2 separate regions of the Homo sapiens genome follow, and region 2 is linked to region 1. A link is a contact called in ENCODE Hi-C or POLR2A ChIA-PET data. All regions are on one chromosome and are shown on one strand. Each heading gives the region's core, a stretch centred on a gene start or an enhancer-like site at or near the end of the contact. The rest is flanking DNA. Distances are from core to core; before and after follow the strand shown.

Region 1 (5,490 bases), core at 141-2,640:
TACCTCTGATTTAGATCTGTCTTCTTCCAGAGGGAAATGCAACTCCAAGTGCAAATGAATCCCTGTTTGATTATTAGGTTTTATAGAGAAGTGACAGGATCAAGAGATTCCTAATTTTCAACTTGAGAAACTACTTAGCACTTACACACCTCCCTAAACAAGCCTTTAAAATCTGATCCTCCACACACCATCCTATCTCGGGGGTCTGTCGTTTCAGCGTTGCTGCAGTGTTCCATCCCAGTCAGCTGCCCACTGACAAATAGGTCCATTCATTGTCTCTCTCTTCTATACATATATTTATAAATGATAAGCACAATATATTCTCTGTTATTGCACATGGTTGGGCAACAGGCACACTGTTTAATAGAGAGGTGCCACACATACCATGCATGATTTCTAAGTGAATACGATTTATCAAATTAACACAAAAGCCATATTATCGTAACTTAATCTTTCTTTAATGACTCTGAAATAACTCCAGAATTTTAGAAAACGTCTTCTGGTCATCACAATAAATTACAATTACAACCTTTGGAATTACTCATACCTGGGTTCAAATTCCAATTACTAGCTGTTCACTCTGGCAAGTAACTAAATTTCTCTGAGTCTCGGTGTTTCTATTTGAAAATGAGAACAAAAAGATCTCCCTGTTAGGACCACCACGAAACACAAAAAGTACCTATCAAAACAGTAGTAGACACATGGACGGTAGCACAGTGTCCACAGAAGAGGCTGTGGCTGCAGACAAAGATTCTAGTCTTCAGGTAAAATAAGAAAATTTAAGTTTATATCACAGAACTGAAACTACTTGCTCGATGTTCATAGGCAAATCACTTAAATTACTTGAACTTTAGTCTCCTCATCTGTAAAATAAGGACAGTATCTACTCCAAGCGGATTTCAGGAGGAGCCTGATAGAAGAAGCTTTATATAGCAGGATTGTTATGAAAATCAAAAAGAAAATGAGAGAACACATGCAAAGTGTTTCATCAAGCTCAGTGCCTGACATAAGTGTTCAATAAACTTTAGCTATTCAGTACCAGAATATGATACAACCTAATTCAAAGAAGGGAGGGGTAAAGTGCTGGAGCATCTTAGTTTCTTTAACATAATGGCTTTGAGAGCTTCTCACACACAGACATAAAAATTTCTGGTGCCATAAACACAATGGATGTTTAGCTAACAGCCAAATAATGAACTAAATAGAAATGTCTAGATCTGTGGTTCTCAAATTGAGTGCCAAGGCACCCCCAAGCACTACAGTGAAATGAATGGAAGCTATGGGATTATTTCCAAAGGAAGCAACAAGACTCAAAATCAGAGACCGCACAAGCCACTAGCCTGAGGTGGTTCAAGTTTCTACCCTGAGTCACGCAACATTTCCTTTCCATAACATCTTACCTTTGCGAAACTGTTTTTTTAGCAGTTGCTGTGATAAAAGCAAGTAACAAGAGAAAATGAAAACTGAACAGGAAAGGAAGTGTGTGCACAATCTGAATTCAACGTGTGAAAGCTGTGCAGTGCCCCATAGCTACACACATATTGATAAGTAATTATGCTTTTAGAAGAATAAAATGAGTTTTTTCCTCACAATTTATATGTAATATTTTCTCAAACAGCCACTAAATTAGTAGAACATAAATAGTTGTTTAGACCTAAGTACTTAATAAATGGAATGGTTAGGTTTTTCTTTTGGTCTAGGAGGCACCATGAAAATTTTTGAGACACTAAAGATGCTATGACTGAAAAAGTTTGGAAACCTCTAGTCTAGATACTATCTACCTCCACCCCCATCACACCTGATATTACTACTTTCCCGCAGCACAGTACATTTTCCGTGTCCATGGGTTCCACATCTGTGGATTCAACCAACCATGGATCAAAAATATTTGAAAAAAAATGCATCTGTACTGAACATGTACAGACTTTCTTGCCACTATTCGCTAAACAATATAGTATAACAACTATTTACATAACATTTATACTATATCAGGTATTATAAGTAATCTAGACATGATTTAAAGTATAAGGGAGGATATGCATAGGTTTTAGGCAAATACATTCTATCAGGGACTTGAGCATTCATTGATTTTGGTATCCATGGGGAGGGGGTCCCAGAATCAGTCCTCCATAGATACCAAGGAAAGACCATATTCTAAAATAAAAGGCCCTCTATGAAGAATTTTAATCTTAAGCTGCATATGAGAAATTATTAAAACAGTTGGACATTGATTTGAGAAATAAATGCACAAATTTTTCAACTAAAGAAATTTTTATCATAAAAACGAGATATTTCCCTAGGGGTTCCATGTAACCAGGCTATCACATAGTACGCAGCACCCTAGTTACCTTGGCAAATAAACTTCAATCTAGGTAAGTTTTTTTCACATGTAACTTCTAAAGAAATCTTTCAGACTAAACACGGTTTCAAAACCATTTGCTAGAACTTAGCTTTGTGATAGAGTACAAATCTAAAATGCCTGCTGTCCTGGCATAATTATTAACAATGCCCCCTTTCACTCGAAAAGTACTCCAATCTGGATGATCAATTATATGGCCGCCCTGATTTACAAGCCAATTACATGTTGAAGAAATCAAGGTATGAATGTCTGCTTGTATTACTAGCTAAGCAAGAACGAGAGGTGTGATTCTGGGTTTCAGTTTTTTAAATAACTCATTATCAGACACTCGAAGACACGGCTGGAGCCGGCTGGAGCCCGATGACCCTTAGTATCCTTCTTCTAACCCACAGTCCTGTGACTCTGAAGTCACAATGGGTAGACAGTGAATCAGCACATCTAGCTGCCAAAGCTACTGACGAATTAGGCTCTGTACCTTACAGATTTCATGCACGTTTTACTAAGTTGTTGATAACCTGTAATAATAAGCCAAGTAATGACTTGGGTTTCCTTATTTAAAGAAATAAGAAGAAATGAGTAAAGAAAATATTACAAGAAAAGCAATTCATTAATTCTAAATTCTCCTTTGTTCAATTGTAACAAATTTAATATTTCATTTTAAAATAGTCACAGTTGGAATTGTTTCTAATTCTATCCATTTTTTTCCTTGTAACTCAACCTGCCCTTAGATAAATTTTAATATCTTTCTTCATACAAAACAACATTTCTTACTCATTAACACTATATTTTTTCTTCCCAAGAAACCCAGTGGCTGGTTTTCACACTTGACTCTCTACTATTCCTTTCTCTAAAAATGGAAGGTGCAAAGATTTTCTTTCTCACAAAATCTCTCATGCTTCAGGGTTTAAAAAAAAAAATCTTCTGACTTAGTAAATATAGACTCTCAAAGAATGAGCAGACTCGTGTGTGACTTTTCATAACATACACAGGACAGAAATACTACAAATAACTTTAGATAAACAGAGGGAAATATCATGCAATATCCCTCTAACTTGATTTCTGAAGAACTGTGCTTTAAATGTGATGGCATTTCAAGACAAAATTAACTTGCTGGTTTCACCTTTGCTTTTCCTTACACGTCAGTATTTTCTACATTTAAGGCCTAAGATGAACATGAATGACAGCATTCACCTTCTAGAACTCTGAGTGTCTTCAGAGTATTAATACACAGATATGCACATTCCTAAGCCCCCGCCTGACAGTAATGATTCAGGAATTCTGAGATCTGGGCCCAGGAATCTACATCTCTTACAAGCCTCTGAGATGAGATCCGTATGTACATAATTTCTTAGGTCTACTGATAAACAAGTGCCTCAGTGCATAAGAGATAGAAGCTTACATTCAGTAAACAACCCATTTACTCATTTCTCAAAATTTTGAGCATGAATATATTAAAACACACACACACAATGAGATGCGGCTATGGAGAGACACTAAACAGGTTTTTAAGAAGCCTCCCTGCGGCTGAGCGCGGTGGCTCATGCCTGTAATCCCAGCACTTTGGGAGGCCGAAGCAGGCGGATCACGAAGTCAGGAATTCGAGACCAGCCTGACCAACATGGTGAAACCCCATCTCTACGAAAAATAAAAAAATTAGCCGGTCGTGGTGGTGCATGCCTGTAATCCCAGCTACTCAGGAGGCTGAGACAGGAGAATCTCTTGAACCTAGGAGGCAGAGGTTGCAGTGAGCCGAGATTGGCCTGGGCGACACAGCAAGACCCCGTCTCGAAGAAAAGAAAAAAAAAAAAGCCTCCCTGCATGTGGGTAGGAGTCATCTTAGCAAAGGACATACTGATTGTTCTTTTTTGTTATTGTTGAGCCAGAGTCTCGCTCTGTCGCACAGGCTGGAGTGCAGTGGCACGATCTTGGCTTGCTGCAACCTCCGCCTCCCATGTTCAAGCAATTCTCATGCCCCAACCTCCCGCGTAGCTGGGACTACAGGCGCGTGCCACCACGCCCGGCTAATTTTTGTATTTTTAGTAGAGAACGGAATTTTGTCATGTTGACCAGGCTGGTCTCAAACTCCTGATCTCAAGTGACCCACCCGCCTCGGCCTCCCAAAGCGCAGAGGTTACAAGCATGTGCTACAATGCCCAGCTTGATTGTTCTTCATTGTGGAATGTGTAAACAGTTCCCCCACCTGAAGCAAGGGTGGAAATGCAGTTGTGAGAGAACATCCTGGCTCTTGTCCTAACAATTTTTTTCCCCACTGCAATACCTTCCCCAAATTTGTCTGACCCTTAGTAAAGAACTCCCATCAGCTCACTCTTTTCTGCAGTTCCCTCCTTACCCAACTTAGAATCCATGGCCCAGGTAAATAATGTTCTTGATCTTGCACCAGTGTTTCTTGCTCCTCTAGCTGTCTTTTTAGCACAGCCCCCAACACACCCCCAAACCTAGACAAACTCACTGACCAGTGATATAGATTTTTTGCTTGACCAAACTTTAGTCAGGCTCCTTTACATTCTCCTACATCCGTGTATACACTTCCTTATAAAATCTGGTTTTGGCAAGAACTCTAAGTCAGTTTATCCAGAATTCCCCACCCTCTATGTCTAATCACCCCCACTAATTAATTGGGTTCCTCATCCTCTCCCATTCCCCAGATGGTATCTGATCACCCTGGCCTGCCTTCAACAAGAATCCTATAATAGGTCAGGATCACTTTAACCAGAATTCTCTCCCTTTCTTCCCCTACTTCACTCCTATAGCCCTGATGTTTCCTCCTAGTAATTTTCCATCCACTGACCTCCACTCCACTCCTTGGCTATAAATTCCTATTTGTCCATGCTCTGTTCAGAATTGAGCTCAATCTCTCTCCCTCACTGCAAAAATCCCACTGCAGTGGTCCCTACGCCTATCGTGATGGTACTAAATAAAGTCTGCCTTACCATCTTGAACGAGTGTCATGAGTAATTCCTCTTTAATACCATTTTGTCCCTCCTGATACAGAAGCACCTGAGACTGCAGAGAGTGCCATGCAACAGGAAGATCAGTCAACCACAGAGCACCAACTATCACTTGCCCGGAAAACATCTACCCTCAACACTGCCCAGGGAACATCTACCTTC
Region 2 (5,782 bases), core at 1,165-3,664, 40 kb after region 1:
TGCAGAATAACAAAGAAATGGCATGAGTCAGAAGACGGGTGCAGCTGTGGGTGCAAACAAACATTTAGGGAGCATGTGGGAAAAGGGATACTAGCCAAGGAGGCTAGAGAAAAGTAGTCAGAAGTAGGTGGATAATGAGAGGTGTTGACAATAGCTGTGTCACTTCTCAAGGCATGGGGTGTCCCAAGGCAATGCAGAGACTTAATTCTGATTCCAGAGGCACTGACTTCCTCCTCGGTGTTACACATGATATCAGGAAGAGCTGAAATGACACGTATGCAAAGGTTCTCAGATGACAAGGGAAGTGGTGAGCAGCAGACAAGAAGGCAAAAGAAGCCAGGAGGAGGCCTGTCCTGGAGGGCTTCATATGCTTAATTGCAAAATCCACCCAAAAGGAAGAAAAACGAATCAACAGCGTCAGTGTATTCCAGCTCATGGCAGAAACAGGAAACTCAATCTGAACAAGAGTAATTGGCTCATGTTAATTTTCTCCACTTTCATTTTATCACGTTGTGAGTCAAAGAGGTAATTTACAGAAAGGGCTATAAAGCATTGTGTATGTTATGTGGAGTCTATTATGCATCATTATTACTTCATTTATATCCTAAAGTACCAATTTCAACAAAGTAATCAGGTTCCATTATCTCTCCCCATTGAATGAGTTCTCTAGCCAGCTCCCACCCTCAAATCACCTATTCAATAATTATCTTTTGAGCACTTGCTTCAGTAAGGTATTGTTGTACAGGGGAGTATTCACATCTATGCTCTAAAACAGCATTGTCTAAAAGAATTAAAATGAGAAGCACATATGGAATTAAATTTTCTAGTAGCTACATTAAAAAGTAAAAAGAAGAAACTGATTTCAATAATGTTTTGGATATACTGGCTTAAATAAGGTATATCATTTCAATATGTAACCAACATAAAATTATTAATGAAGTAGGGGAAAAAATGCAAAATAAGCTTTTGAAATCTTGTGTATTTTTACTTACAGCACATTGTAATTCACATGCTAAATTTTCAGCAGATACACTTATGTTTAGATTTCATAAAATATACAAATGAAAAAAAAACAGGTTCACATACCCAAGTTGTTCCAAATACAGAAAAAGTTTTCCAGTAACTGAAGTGTTTTTAAATGTAAATTAATTGAACTGAAATAAACTTAAACTGTTTGCTCCTAGGTTACACTAGCCACATTTCAAGTGCTCCACAACCTCAAAGGCTGGTGGTTCCTGTATCGGACGGCACAGCCCTAGATCTATACACACTCACTTTTGAGGAAACAAGAGAGAAATCTCATTATGTATCAGGGGAATTAGTTTCTTAATCAAAGGCCTCAAGGGCTGTAATAAAGTCAGAATTCTTCAGAATCCCTCAAATAAAGGTATCAGTGCTACACTGAAGCCATGACTACTCTATGCTTTGTCATTCAGGGGCTAAACCAATTCCTGGTTCAATCATTTGCCTTAGCAACTTAGGAGCAGTGATTTAGAAATGGGTAAGAGCCTGAGCTCTGGAGGCCAACTGCCCAGCTTGAAAATCCAGATCTTCTGATCACTTGCAAGTAGCTTAACAACTCCATGCTTCAGGTCCTCCTAAAATGGGGTGATGATGACAACAGTACCTACCTAACCAAGTTATTTTGACAATTAAATGAGCTAAAACACACATAGCTTAGCACAGTGCCTGGCAGATTAAGAACTCAATAAACAAATGTTGTTGCTTGCATCAACAGTTGACCAGGCCTGCTCTCGGAAGAAAGAAGCACTCCATGGCAAAACCTATTGTGTGCACACATGCATATGCTGTGTACATACTGATAAAGTCCACAGCGAGCTCACTATGAAGATGGCAATCAGAATTAACCCTATATCATTTACATCCTCCACAAACAAAATAATACAAGCACAGACAGTTCCTTAAACAGCATATACTATCCAAACGAGTGCACGGCATCAAAAGATGCAGCGTAACTACACAGGATGAGCTGCTGGTAAAGTCAGCAGCATTCACAGGGGAAAAGCTCTGTCAGCCTTCGATTTGTAGGAAACAGGGGCCGAGGGAAGAAGCAGGAGGCAGGAGAGTGGGGTGAAGTACCCGTTAACAAACGGGACAAGCAAGATTCCTAGTGTAAGCACATACGGTATTTATTAAGTTTGAGGAGTCTGGTTACATCTATTTTGAGATTTGTGTGTTTCATTTCAGTTTGCCAAAGGAATGACAATCCAACAAGAATTACTGAACAGGTTCAGCACGTAGAGGAATATGTTGGCACTTCCAAGAAAAAAGAATAAGGTGCTGGGGTAGATGGTAAACAAGCAAGATCCAGCTCTTGTCAGAAAAAAAAGAGCCAAATGACCAGCAAGAAAGGAGAAGTGAGATTCTGCCCAGGAAACGGGGCTTACTCAAGAGTTAAGGTAAGGCAGTGTCAGAAACACAGTGAAGCAAGCCAAGAACACTAAGGCTTGCCTCATTGTAGGAGTAGCTGTACCTCACTCAGCCCTCTGGCTATAAGTGAAGCTTCCCAGACTGGAGGAGGCAGGAAGAAGGAAGAATATTTCACAGCCTCAAATCTTCAGGGACAAAATCGGTGCAGGCTTATTAGGAAGAGAAGCGGCAAGCCTTAGAACACCAACCAAAAATCCATAGAAAGACATGATTTTATTGCTGGCATCCCACTCACAGCACTTCACGGGGACTGCAGAGGCTGCCATGTTTCTTTGGATCTAGTTGAGAGAGGAAGACAACTCACTTGATAAAGTACAAGGAGAGCTAAGTTCAGAAATGCCATATTTAAAGGGCAGTATATGCCACCGTCTTCTCCCCCTGCTCCTTAATACTAAGGAAAGCCTGAGGGATCTTATGAAGGAAGACAAAGGAAGTCCAGTGTTAATAGGATGGTCTTTTGCCATTTTTGTTTCATGAGATGACTTCAGCTCAACTCTCCTTCAAACCCAATTACTAGCCAGGCTCTGATTTTGACTACTCAAATCCAAAGTGGCCCACATTATATCCACCAACAATTAGATATACTACAATGATGACTGGGGATAAGGGGGCTATAAGTGGTTAAGGAGGAAGAAGAGAATTCCAGATACTTCTTTGAAGTTAGCTCAGTTTAAGAAAACTTTAAAGAGAAACAAATAAAGACAGAAAAGAAAGAAATTTTACTAGTAGTGGAAAACATTTTCTTCAAAGATAAGGTGGTTTACAAAACGCCAATGAGTCACCCAGAGGCCAGTGCAGCCCAGACCCATCAGGGGCATGTCCTCCCCCGCAGCGGGCAGGAGGGCACACGTGGTGTCCGGATGGAGGCGCCAAGTGACAGGGTTCAGACAGTCCTCACACTATAAAGTGCTGCATGGTTTACCACACCTGCTATATGCTCTCTTGAGTCTCCTAACCAGTCTCCTTATTTGCCTGTTAGGAAACCATGGCTCAGAAAGATCAAGATCATCTTATTAGTTAAGGTAAAATCAAGATTAGACCTCAAATTTCCCAAATCCTAGTCCAGTGCTTCTTCCCACAACATTAAGTTGCTTCCTGAAAATAACCAACCATAATTCTCCACTTAGCAACCTTTCTAGCAACTTTCTGGTCCTGGTCATAAACTCTCACCTCCACCATAAACTGATGCTTTTATCAGGGATATTCTATCACATCTCCATGTTCCCAAAACAGAAAGGAAGTTTTAGGGAACCCCTTTCCTTTGCTCTAGGCGCAAGCCCACAGGTGCCCTCGAGGCAAAGTGCTAAGATAAGTGTGTTGACATCATTTTCCCATGGAAGAAACCTGATCTCTCCAAAGAAAAGCCGAGTACTTCCAGTGGACAATTCTGAGCCTTCTGTTCCCCTACTTATGCCAACTGCTTAGCTTGAGCCAGATGGGGGGTGGGGATATATCCACTAACAAAATCTGGAATAATTACTGGGGTTTAAGTGCAATGTATCCTTAAAGAAACAGAAGCAAAAGCAATTAAACTATAGCACTGTACCTGGACTCACATCCAAAAGCCTCATTCAAGATACTAAAGGAGCCATTTCTCCCCTTCCCTCCATGGATTCCTTCCCTGTGCCTTTGTCCCACTTTAACCACTTTGCCCAAATAGCCCACTGACCAGGAACATCCCAGCCAAGTATTTCCAAATCTGGCTTGGTCAGCCTTCCTGCTCTCGGGCTCCTTTGAACCTCCTGCCTGCAACACACAAAATAGCACTGAATTGAGGTCTGACATGGCTCTTGTGGAGCACTCACCAACACACCAGGCTGCTTCACACCTCAGTGCCTTCGCACAGGGTGTTCTTGCCTGCACGAATGCCCTGTCCCACTAGTCAGAGGGGAGTCTTTTCAGAACTCTGCTCAACTCCCCTTCTCTATGAAGCCTCTCCGACTTTGCTGGTAGTTCACTACTTGCGCAGGGCTATGAGATCGCACTTGTTTCTTGTTGATGCTGCCATGGTAGTACTGATCCCACTGTATTACAAGTCATGGCTGAGTTCCCTGCTAAGCTGTAAGCCAAGAAGTTAGCATTCATGGCTCTTTTTAAACCTTTGTACATCTCGTGCCTAGCAGAGGGAAGCTAGATGGATGTCTAGCAATCAGGTCATCTCCCCTTCTCAATAAGATTCCTGAGGACAGAGATTAGGGCAATTTTTTGGTATCCCCCACAGAACCCTCCACTTCGCTAAGCACAAATGTCAAAGGCATCAACAGCAACAACATGCACACAGTAGCTTATTTCTCTGAGAAATAGGACAAGCATTCCCAGGGAGGCTCTGAGGAAAATGCTTTCAACTTTACCCAACTAGAGGATTTAGCGTCTGAGCCTCCTCCTCACACGCTGATCTGTTTCCACTTCATTTGTGCTAACTCATTTTACACTCAATCTAGTCTACACTGAGATCCAAGGTTATCCTCTGGGGCAAGGACAGTGAAATGGAAATTACAAAAGCTCATCAACAGACAAATGCTGGGAGAAAACATCTTGAACGTGTACTCTGCTCCCTTCTCCCCCAAACAATTTCACTGGAGTGGACAAATTTCAGTCCATCAGGGGGGTACATTCCTGAGGAGCTAGAGAGAGACCTTGGGAATTATCACACCCTGAAGAGTGGAAGCCAAACAAGAAATTTCTGCACTAAGCTTTTAGAAAAATAAGGCTAAAAAGAGAACATGTTTAAAGCCAGCCAAAGGAGTTAAGAATAACAAACAAACCCACCATTCTATTTGTTGGCACCCACAGAAAAGCAGAGGAGGAAGATACATTTGAAAATTAACCATCAGTGGCTGAGTGCGGGGGCTCACACCTGTAATCCCAGCACTTTGGGAGGCCAAGGTCGGCGGATCACCTGAGGTCAGGAGTTCAAGACCAGATTGGTCAACGTGGTGAAACCCTGTCTCTACTAAAAATACCAAAAAAAATAAAAAATTAGCCAGGCATCGTTGCATATGCCTGTAAACCCAGCTACTCAGGAGACTGAGGCAGGAGAATCGCTTGAACCTGCGAGTCAGAGGTTGCAGTGAGCCAAGACTGCACCATTGCACTCCAGCTTGGGTGATAGAGCGAGACTCCATCTCAAAACACACACATACACACACACAAAGGAAGAAAGAAAATTAACCATCAAACAAAGCAGATACCTGTTCTAGGTTTGAAGTGTTTTTCTCCAAATGGGAAAAGCCAGGGAGAAAAAAAAACAACATTCAATTCATTATAAACTAACTCATTTCAAATTAAATCCTGGCTGAGTAGTACCGGGAGCTCTAGGATACCTATTAGA

What was found. A loop is a pair of places that touch in the nucleus more often than their neighbours do. ChIA-PET counts read pairs that join two places held with the same protein, here RNA polymerase II (POLR2A). Pooled maps may share reads with other maps.
Region 2: a map of PC-9 shows a loop between it and region 1 (2.9-fold over the local background). The contact joins two enhancer-like sites. A Hi-C loop is called at or near these places in 5 of 168 maps with a recorded cell type or tissue (B cell, Calu3, MCF 10A and 2 more), 8 of 37 single-sample maps with no recorded cell type and 9 of 50 pooled maps. POLR2A ChIA-PET finds 5 or more read pairs at or near these places in 8 of 52 experiments (H1, HEK293, MCF 10A and 5 more).

What each region holds. Positions count from the first base shown.
Region 1 is chr2:152,502,936-152,508,425 of GRCh38, reverse strand. All of the region lies in intron 1 of FMNL2 (formin like 2), which reads right to left. Among named protein-coding and RNA genes, the nearest start is that of FMNL2, 170 kb to the right of the region's middle. Within about 2 kb of position 1,390, at least 5 of the 41 ENCODE cell types and tissues checked have a DNase peak (open chromatin) inside an H3K27ac peak, as active enhancers do.
Region 2 is chr2:152,463,748-152,469,529 of GRCh38, reverse strand. All of the region lies in intron 1 of FMNL2 (formin like 2), which reads right to left. Among named protein-coding and RNA genes, the nearest start is that of FMNL2, 130 kb to the right of the region's middle. Within about 2 kb of position 2,414, at least 15 of the 41 ENCODE cell types and tissues checked have a DNase peak (open chromatin) inside an H3K27ac peak, as active enhancers do.